Linked DNA regions of Homo sapiens: region 1 is linked to region 2. Evidence: read pairs that join two places in POLR2A ChIA-PET (ENCODE). Cell type or tissue: OCI-LY7. All regions are shown on one strand. Region 1 overlaps ARID1B (AT-rich interaction domain 1B). Region 2 overlaps ARID1B (AT-rich interaction domain 1B).

Evidence for each region. Peaks named below come from ENCODE experiments on the same cell type or tissue, not always from the same donor. Only the 100,000 strongest peaks of a DNase experiment are listed, where the experiment ranks them.
Region 1: POLR2A ChIA-PET joins it to region 2 with 12 read pairs; 5 of 35 experiments call an interaction of 5 or more read pairs at or near these places.

Annotation. Positions count from the first base shown.
Region 1 is chr6:156,849,510-156,854,509 of GRCh38, reverse strand. All of the region lies in intron 2 of ARID1B (AT-rich interaction domain 1B), which reads right to left. Among named protein-coding and RNA genes, the nearest start is that of MIR4466, 72 kb to the right of the region's middle. RefSeq lists enhancers at 734-1,429, 1,430-2,127. In OCI-LY7, no CTCF peak of the experiment used is centred here; DNase peaks (open chromatin) are centred at 2,159, 2,959, 3,289 and 4,509; H3K4me3 peaks cover 3,595 bases; H3K27ac peaks cover 3,266 bases.
Region 2 is chr6:156,928,051-156,933,050 of GRCh38, reverse strand. The region is part of intron 3 of ARID1B (AT-rich interaction domain 1B); the gene reads right to left. Among named protein-coding and RNA genes, the nearest start is that of MIR4466, 150 kb to the right of the region's middle. In OCI-LY7, no CTCF peak of the experiment used is centred here; no DNase peak of the experiment used is centred here; H3K27ac peaks cover 361 bases.

The sequences.
Region 1 (5,000 bases), 79 kb after region 2:
CCAGAGCCTGGAGGAACCAAGCAGACACCTGAATCTTCCGTGCTCTGCTCCAGGACAAGCCCCTACCCCTGCTTCACAGCCCCAAAGGGCTTCCTGAACTGCCTCAGGTTATGGGTCATAAGAAACCTTAATTTTCTGAATTCCACAGAAAGTCCCCAAGTACAAGTCAATAATCACTCAAAACCAAGGAAAACAGCCTTTCAAGCTCATTCCAGCTCACCCTGGCAATTCCGTTCGTTCCTTAGTGCCCCCTGCCAGAAAAACAGAAAGAGGAGGGGGTAGGAACAGGTACTAGTAGCTAGCTTTGGTTGATAAAAGGAAATTGTTAATGTCACAATTCACAACTCCCTGAAGAACGACATGTTTTATGAAAACATTCATAACGTTCTCACCAAAAAAAGTTTGTTTTTTAGTGAGTGAAAACATTAAATTATTTACAAGTATCACCTCATTTAACCTCACAAAAATTTATGGAGGGCTGGGCACAGTGTGGCTCATACCTGTAATCCCAGCACTGTGAGAAGCCAAAGTGGGGGATCACTGGAGCCCAGGAGTTCGAGACCAGACTGGGCAACATAGTGAGACCCCATCTCCACAAAAAATGAAATTAGCCAGCATGGTGGTACATGCCTGTGGTCCCAGCTCCTCAGGAGGCTGAGGTGGGAGGATCACTTGAACACAGGAGTCCTAGGCTGCAGTGAGCCGTGGTCGTGCCACTGTACTCCAGTCCGGGCAACAGAACAAGGCCTTATCTTAAAACAAAACTAAAAACAAAACGTATGGAGGCAGGTAATACTATGAGACCCATCTGACAGATGCAGAAGCCATCTCTTCGAGGTTAGGGCTGAGCCTCAGAGCTCAAAGACAAATAGGAAAGAGTACTGTGCCATAAAGGTGAGACCACAGAGAACAAGAGAAGCTGTGCTGGCAGATGGAGGAATCAGAGTCAGACATTTCTACACCTTGCCCCCTCTTCCACCACAAAAAGCACACGTGGGAGGAGAAAAAAGCACCTGTCCTGCAGCCTCCAGCTACTGCTCCTACAGGGTGACCCAGGTTAAGCCACTGCCTCCCTGGAAAGGAAGCTTGGGCCTCAAACTGACCACCCTAGAGGACTGGGTCTACCATTAGGATCCATTTTCATGCCCGCGGTGGGAAAATACTCATCCTCAGGACAACTCTAGGGCTCTGAATAAAAACACACAATAAGATTGTTTTAAAGAATATATCCAAATATTTCAAATTCATTTTTACATAGACTTTCATCTAGTCTCACAACACATTTCAATACAGGCATACTTAAGTACTATAATCCCAATGTGTTAAGTAAGATTTAAAGCACAGAGTTAAACCTAGAATTCTTAAGTCCTAATTCCTAATCCAGTCCTTAAGCACTGTAAGATTTTAAAGTACCACCCTATACCATGGTCTTAGTAATTCCACCAGTCAAACCGATCACTGTATGTGCAAATGATGCATGTAGCACATTCCTTAAGGAAGCACAAAGCTTCCAGCCATTATCCCTATCAGCATTATAACAGGCTACTCCACTTCACAGCAAGCTCACCAAGACATGAGGGAAGCTTTGGGTTTTCAAACCTGTTTGTTTAGTAAACCTTTTGCTCTCCCAATTAAGTGAAGGAGGAAGAAATATTAAGTTATAAAACAAAACTAAACATGAAACGAGAGGCTCCTACTTTCAGAGTAAGTAAGATAGCTGTAGCTGGGGTCGCTAATATCTGAAAGGTCTAAAATAGCATAGAGTTCACAGGCACGGGAAAATATAATACAAGTCATTAGCTATTAATAGAGCCAGAGAGCCCACTGTTGTAATTAAATCATAGTTTAATCCTCTGTATAATCCTCTGAGTTAGTCTTGACATGCTTCCTTGTGGTTAGTTTTGGAAAAACATCTGCTAATGGTAAAATTGGGGGCTCAGAGGGGGAAAAATTACATCCTTCTGGTTGGAATAGTCATATGAGTAAGTCAATGAAAACACTGAATTAATGAAGGTCCAAATCACTGGCTCTTAATTTTTTTTTTTTTTTAAGAGACAGGGAAACAGAGTCTTCTTGCTCTGTTGCCCAGGCTGGAGTGCAGTTGCCTCATCACAGCTCACTGTAACCTCAAACTCCTGAGCTCAAAGGGTCCTCCCACTTCAACCGCTCAAGCTTGAGACTACAGGTGCACATCACCACGCCCTGCTAATTTTAAAAATTTTTTCTGTACAGGGAGGTTTCGTTATGCTGCCCAGGCTGGTCTCAAACTTCTGGCCTCAGGCAATCCTCCCACCTCGGCCTCCCAGTGTGCTAGGATTACAGGTGTGAGCCACTGCGCCCGGCCTCAAATTTTTTTTTTTAAGTCAAAAGAGACTTAAACACAGAAACAAACTAAATTTGTGAAGGCTATTACAATTGAACAAAATATTCTGATTCGAAGTCCCTATATGCTCTTGCGAGAGGTAAAGAATAGAAATATAACTTTACCCAGTTAGGAAGGAAATATGTAAGTAACAAGTATTTGTACTGAAAGCATCCCTTTTCTAGACCAGCCTTGCGCTGAGATAACAATATCTCCATAATACCTTTAAAGAATGAGAGGCTGATTCAAGCCACAGTCCACAGGGATCAATTTACTGCCAGTCAATTTGCTAAAGACCATTTAGCTAGCTATATTCAAGCCTAGAATCTTTTAAAAAGCCAAATCAGCTCTGAGTATGTGCTGGGCTTTTTCATTATGTTAGTCTTCTACGTGAAGCACTCGACCAATAAATATTCAAATAAATTAACTGTGCCAGTAAAAAGTTTACTGTACTTAGTCATTTGAATGCAGAAATAGTAATTTTAACAATCTGTGCACAATTCCATGTTACGTTGGGCAGGCCCAGTTCAAACCCACTCCTGACACCCTACAGCTATAAATTATTTCTGGAGCTTGAAAGTGAAAGACAGGCCAGGTCTGAAATAGCACAACAGTTGGACAGTTCCAGCTTCAAGAAGACAAACCCTGTAATAACCTAGATCCAGAGGCTTCAGAAGGAGTCTAACTCACTGTCCAAAAGTGGGGGGAAATCCCTTCCAGAAAACATTCTTCTTTTTAAAAACGTACTCTTCATTGTTATTTCCTAAATATACAATTAAACATTGGAGTGTCAAAAGCAAAGCAGAAAATAGAGAATGCTAAATAAATAACCCGGAACAAGTTGAACCCTTCACGACTGAATGGTCTTGGAGAACAAATAGGGTATCTTCCTCCTCGAAGTCTTAAGATCTGGGTCCCCTTTCTAGAAGCAGCCCCTAGTGCTTGCAGGGGGGCTCTGGCACACACAGAGAGAGGCCAAGGTAACTGAGTCTTTCCCTAGTTAAGTCTCCTCCTTGGGGACATTTTCTTCATGTAAATTAGCAGTGTTCAAAGAGCCAGACCTGGCTCATTCCCCCACGGTAATAAATAATATAACCACACAGAACATTCAAAAACACTGCCCAATGCTGTTAATAAATACGGGACAAATACGCAAGGTTCAAAGATTAATGAAGCACCTCGTTCCCTTCATACAACCACTTGTTATCTGTGAGTGGAAAGATGATGGGGGAATTTTTGTGACTTTCATATTCCTTTACATTATCTGGACACTTTACAGTAAATACTTATCATTTCTCCTGTCAAGGGGAAAATATTTAAGCCATTTTCCTTTTTAATTTTCTCACTCAATGTGGTTTCAAAGAACGGATAGCAAGTTTAACTGCTTCAACCAGGTTAGTGGTCTTCAAAAGGTAACCTTAGTAAAATTTAAATAGACAATTCTTTCTTCCCAGAAGAAATTCTGAAAGAATATTAGTCTAACATATTTTCAGAAAGAAAAAAATGCTTAAACTGCCTATACATTAAATGCTTGTTTGAGAAATTACACTAATTACAACGAAGAGCCACTCTGTGATCATTAAAAATTACTATGCGTTCAGTGCAAGGGGTGATTCCAGTGTTTCCACTTCCCCATTCTACTTTCTATTACTTTTCATCCTTTTAGGCACTTATGTCTTAAAAGTGGCATAGCCTACAAAATTAGGAATTCAAAATACAAATTCAAAAAAGCCGCTTAATTTTAGAAATAGGTCCTCAAAAAGAAAAATATTTACACAATTTCATGTGAGAATTCAATCCTAAATAAGAATACTGGCGTCCAAAATCACCCAAAATGCAATAATAAAAATACAGATTCATATTGTCCAGTCAAAAAGAGTCTCCAATTTAATCATATATTGTAGCATTCTCAAAACTTCCTATCATTCCGTCCCATCTTTTCCATTTTCAGAAATGAAGTGATAATTCAAATGGGAAACACAGTAATTGTGTACAGTGCAGCCTGTCAATTGGTCCAGTTCTCTTCTGCACATCACCTTAAATACGTGCAAGCCAGATATGCTCTCCCGGGGCTGGGCGGGCCTGCATCTAGTAACTATGTGCTTAAAGTTGTCCAGGGCTACTAGATCAAAGACAGCCGTGCAAGAACACTTCCAGCTCTAACAGGTGCCACTTTGTGCAAAAACATCCACAGGAGTATTACAAAAAAAGACAGCACTGGGTTTCAGAAAGCCCGGTGTCAAAAAGGTGCTTTCATGCATTTTTAATCCGAGAGAGAAAGTGAACAATTGTCCTTCAATAATCAGTGTCAGGGCCAATGACACGGCTTCCCCTCCTTAGGGTCCACCCAAACTGTGACAATTGGCTTACCAACTACGGTCCTTAAGGGCTTTAAAAACAAAAGAAAACCAAAAAAGCTATCCTCCCCAGCACAGAAAAGCACCCAAATATTTGTCTTTTTCTTCTTTTGCCCCTTCCATCTAGTAATGAACAAGAAAAGAAGGAGAAAATGAATGTGATTGTCTGCTCTCTGGGACAGAAAAACATGCAAAGACTGTAACGATTTACACAAAGAGGTGTTTAAATTTTGACTCTTTTAGACTACGTAAATGCAGATGCTTCTCTCTATGAATTAATT
Region 2 (5,000 bases):
AACAGACTATGAAAGCTATCAGAAAAATGTATTGTGGCCTTATATTTCACTCTTTAAGGCTTTAAAAGTTCAAAATAATTAGATGCCACCAAAATCTCAAATACTATTCCTAACCACAAGAAGCTTTCAGCTATTAAGTACAGTTGGAAATAAAATCAAAACAAAATTTAGTGAGAACTATTGAAAAGGAAACGTGTTCTGCCTCAGCTTATGTTTGAACATAAGTATTAATTTAATAAGGGAGCACATAGAAAAGGTGCCAAGTTTAAACCTAGAACAATCAACAACTACATATAACTTACAGTGGGACTATAAAGTCTGTTTGGCTGTTTTAATAATGATATAAAAATATTCCATAAGAAACTTGAGCTTTTTCATCTTAAAAAGCTATATTTATTTTTTGGTACATACTTATTTTCATCTCAAGAAGAGCAAATACACAGTAAAAAGGCAATGACAGTATCAGAAAATAAAGAATATGTTCAGCATCATATTTTATAAACAAAGAAGCACAGCTTTACACTTTAAAACATTACTGCCATCTTTGGTTATTTGTAAGTTTAAGCAGCCAGTGAACACCAGTGTGTAAACCAATATACACATATAAATAATTACATTTATCTGCTGTATAGAATGCCATATTGTGGTAATACTGCAATGCACAAGAACCAGGCAATGGAAATGAGGTTTCCCCTTTCAGAATTCATCAGTACTGTTTTTCTACATCTCACTCACAATCTTTTAACCATTGATGGACTCTGGCCTTAACCTTCTTTATGTTACGAGTCAAAGGTTAAAGGGAAACTGACTCACAAACAAAGGTGTGAAAAAAGTTTAGCGTAGTAGTAATTACACATTTGTTTCAGAAATTTTCAGTTTGGTATTTCTTCACCCCGCCCCCCCCCTTTTTTTTTTTTTTAAGAAACAAGGTCTCGATCTGTGGCTCAGCCTAATCATAGCTCACTGTAGCCTCTAACTCCCAGGCTCAAGCAATTCTCCTGCCTCAGCCCACCCATGCCTCCCTAGTAGCTAGGACTACAGGCACATACCACTATGCCTGGCTGATTTTTTTTTTTTTTTTTTTTTTTTAAGACGGAATCTTGCTCTCGTTGCCCAGGCTGGAGTGCATCGCGCAATCTCAGCTCACCGCAATCTCCACCTCCCGGGTTGAAGCGATTCTCCTGCCTCAGCCTCCCGAGTAGCTGGGATTACAGGCATGCGCCACCATGCCTTGCTAATTTTGTATCTTTAGGAGAGATGGGGTTTCTCCATGTTGGTCAGGCTGGTCTCAAACTCCCAACCTCAAGTGATCAGCCTGCCTCGGCCTCTCAAAGTGATGGGATTACAGGCGTGAGCCACCGTGCCCGGCCTAATTTATTTATTTTTTTAATATTTTGAGAGATGGGGTATCACTATACTTCCCAGGCTGGTCTCCAGCTACTGGCCTCAAGTGATTCTCCTGCCAAAGTGCTGAAAATCAGGAATGAGCCACTGTGCCCAGGCCTCTTGTAACAAATGTCGTAGACGCTGACTGAATGCCTACTATGGGCTTATTCCCTTTGCGAGGTACTTGAACATATCACAGTATGAAATGAAACATGACCAGGAGGAAAACACTAGTATCCCACTTCTACTACAGGAAAGGGTAAAGATAACTATTACAAGGGCCTAGTAGAAAGGCCAGGAGCAGGAGTGCTTCTGTTTTCTTTCATTAGGAAATGAATAAAATCCAAATAGCAATATGTAACTTTGAATAAAATGCAGAATAACCAAAACGTCAAAGACACTTTTTAAAAAATTAAAAAGGGAAAACATTCCCATGGTATAAGCTTTGAATTTTTTTTTTTTTTTTTTTTTTTTGAGACTGAGTCTCGCTCTGTAGTCCAGGCTGTAGTGCAGTGGGCGCAATCTCGGCTCCCTGCAAGCACTGCCTCCCGGTTTCAAGAGATTCTCCTGCCTCAGCCTCCCGAGTAGCTGGGACTACAGGCATGTGCCACCACACCTGGCTAATTTTTTGTATTTTTAGTAGAGATGGGGTTTCACTGTGTTGGCCAGAATGGTCTCTATCTCCTGACCTTGTGAACTGCCCGCCTTGGCCTCCCAAAGTGCTGGGATTACAGGCATAAGCCACTCTGCCTGGCCTAGCTTTGGATTTTTTTATTTACCTTTCTGCAATTTTTCAATGTGTTACCAAGTTTAAATGTGAATTTAAATCCTTTTTCCTTTATATACAACTAGAGCATATTTTCTGTAAACAGCACGTTGTTCAGCCTCTTAATATATTGTAGAGCTCATTCTATATCTGCAACTAAATATCTACTTTATTCTTTTTTTTTATGGCCACACAACATTGCATTATTTGTAGGTGGAGTAACGTATTTAACCAGTCACTTATTGATGTACATTTAGGTTGTTTCCAGTCTTCCGTTCTTCATACAGCACTATAGTAAGCATCCTTACGCATATATCTTCACATGAAAATCTCTGTAGCATCAATCTTTACAAGTGAAATTTCTGTCAAAGGGTTGTATATGTCCATTGTCACACTGCTATAAAGAAATACCTAAGACTGCATAATTTATAAAGAAAACAGGTGTAATTGGCTCACAGTTCTGCAGGCCGTACAGGAAGCATGGCAGCTTCTGCTTCTGAGGAGGCCTCAGGAAGCTTCCAATCATGGTGGAAGGCAAAAGGGGAGTGAGGTGGCTCACACAGTGGGAGCAGCAAGGGAGAGAGCAGGGAGGTGCTACACACTTTTAAACAACCAGGTCTCATGAGAACTCACTCACTATCACGAGAACAGCACCAAGAGGATGGTCTGAAACCTTATTCAAGAGAAACCGCCCCCATGATCCAATCCTCTCCCACCTGGCCCCACCTCCAACATTAAGGATTACAATTAGACATGAGATTTGGGTGGAGACACAGATCCAAACTGTATCAGATTGCTACATTTGAAATGTTAATATATACTGGCAAATTGTTCTTAACAAAGGAAGTATCAATTTACACTTACAGTCCATCATTCTGGAATAGAACAAAACTTACTCCAGGTGTCAAACTACATCATAAAAAGTAGCAAAACCAGAGCAGGGGATGAGTGGGAAGATAGGTAGACAGTAACCAAAAAAAAAAAGAATTTAAGAGCATACAGACTATAAACTAACAGATGATGGAGGAATGGAGGAGGGAAAGGAGCACCTTGGTCCTTGACAAACAAATGGCAATGGCACCTAGTAAGAGGTCAGTGAGGAGGCCTCTAGATGCCAGCAAAATCCAACAAAGAGCGTCAGGTCAGAAACAAAATGCAACAGAGCCTCCATGGTGTCTGGATCTGGAATAAGTGATAACTGTCATGTTATTTAAGAAAAGTTTTTCCAATCCTCACATCAAGTATAGATATGCTAGGAAGAGAGTTAAGATGGCCACATTGTTATTATCTTGCAATAATTCAGAATGAGGGAATGAATGACGATTTGAGTAGTCTCAATAATTTCTTGATCCTTTTCTCTTTGTGCTTTGGAAATTCCCTATCACCAATTCCAAATCGTAAAAGGGAAACAGAAGCCTATCCCCAACATGTGAGGGTGGGGGAGAGGTGGCTGCGACCACTTCCACAGAGAGGATGCCTGGTGGCCACACAGCCTGCCACAGTTCGTGAAATCATCCCTAGGCTTCAGACATTTGGCATATTATTGACCTCCCTCCACTTTCTGTGTGTAGATGAATTTCAAATATCATTTCCAAAAGGAAAGCGATATAAATCCATACAACATGCACATCAAGGATGGCATGCTCAGCCCTTGCCACCTCAGGAAAGCCCCACTGACAGCTCATATTCGCAAGAGGGGACTTGTGACAGGTACTGTGCACAGAGGTAGTGTGCACGGTTCATCCTAACGACACCACCACAAGATAGTTGCTATTGTTACCTCGTTTTTTCCTACCAGGAAACAAAAACTGAAGTCATTTGCAGAGCTAGCTTATGAGCACTAGGCTGGAGTAACTGAAAGTGATGGATATCTCTTCATTTCTATAATAACTGTACACTAGAGACAACTGGAAGCTTCAAACACTATCACATAATAAGGGATTGAATATAATTTTAGCTTTTTAAGGTTTTATCCTGGGCTTCATATATTCCCCTAAATTCTCTTTTGAAAAATTATAATCTTAAGTAGTTTATACGTGGAACACTTCTAAAACATCAATTCCAGTAACATGAATAAGTAAGAAATGCGAAAATGAAAAATTCTCTTCCACAGGTGTGAAGGCAAAGCCACACTCCTTATCATCAAGCATTACCAGAAGCCTACAGGCTGGCTGGCAAGCCAGGTGAAGGGGCCCGCCTGCCAGATTATGTTCTTTAAGGATCCTCTACCGGCTCTTCTCTTTCTCCCTGTCCTTTAAGAATGGGGGCCCCTCAAGTGTCTGTACCCCAAGGACTCCATGTGGCCCCCTGCTTGGTGGTGATTCCCAAATCTCTACAGGAGGTCCTTAACTGCATCCTTAATGTTTGGACCTCTGGAGAGAGTGCCTTGCACTCATCGGGTCAAGAAATGACTCTCCCAAATGACCCCACAGACCTGTTCCTTCTCCCTTGGGCCCCCACCTCACCGAAGGAGAGCACCCAAATGAGATTGCTCAGAGCCACCCCACACAACTCATTATCTCTTCTACAATCTGTGCACGTCTGACACATCACCAAAGCCCAAATCATCACCCAGTCCATCCCCTTCCTCCTGATCCGATGGCAGACACCTGCACTGCGGTCAATGCTGCTGACTTCCTCAAATACAAGTGCTCAGAAAATGCCTCCCGAAGGCCTACAGAAGGAAGTTTAAGTCCCAGTCTGGGCTCAGAAGAGCTCTTCAGGCACCCTCCGGCCACCAGGTCAGCTTCTACAGGGCCGGCCCCAGGGTGTGGGGCAAAACCGTACTTCACCTGTTCAGCTGCTCGGGTCCCATGGGCCATGCGGCCACTGCTCCTCGGTGCCTTTC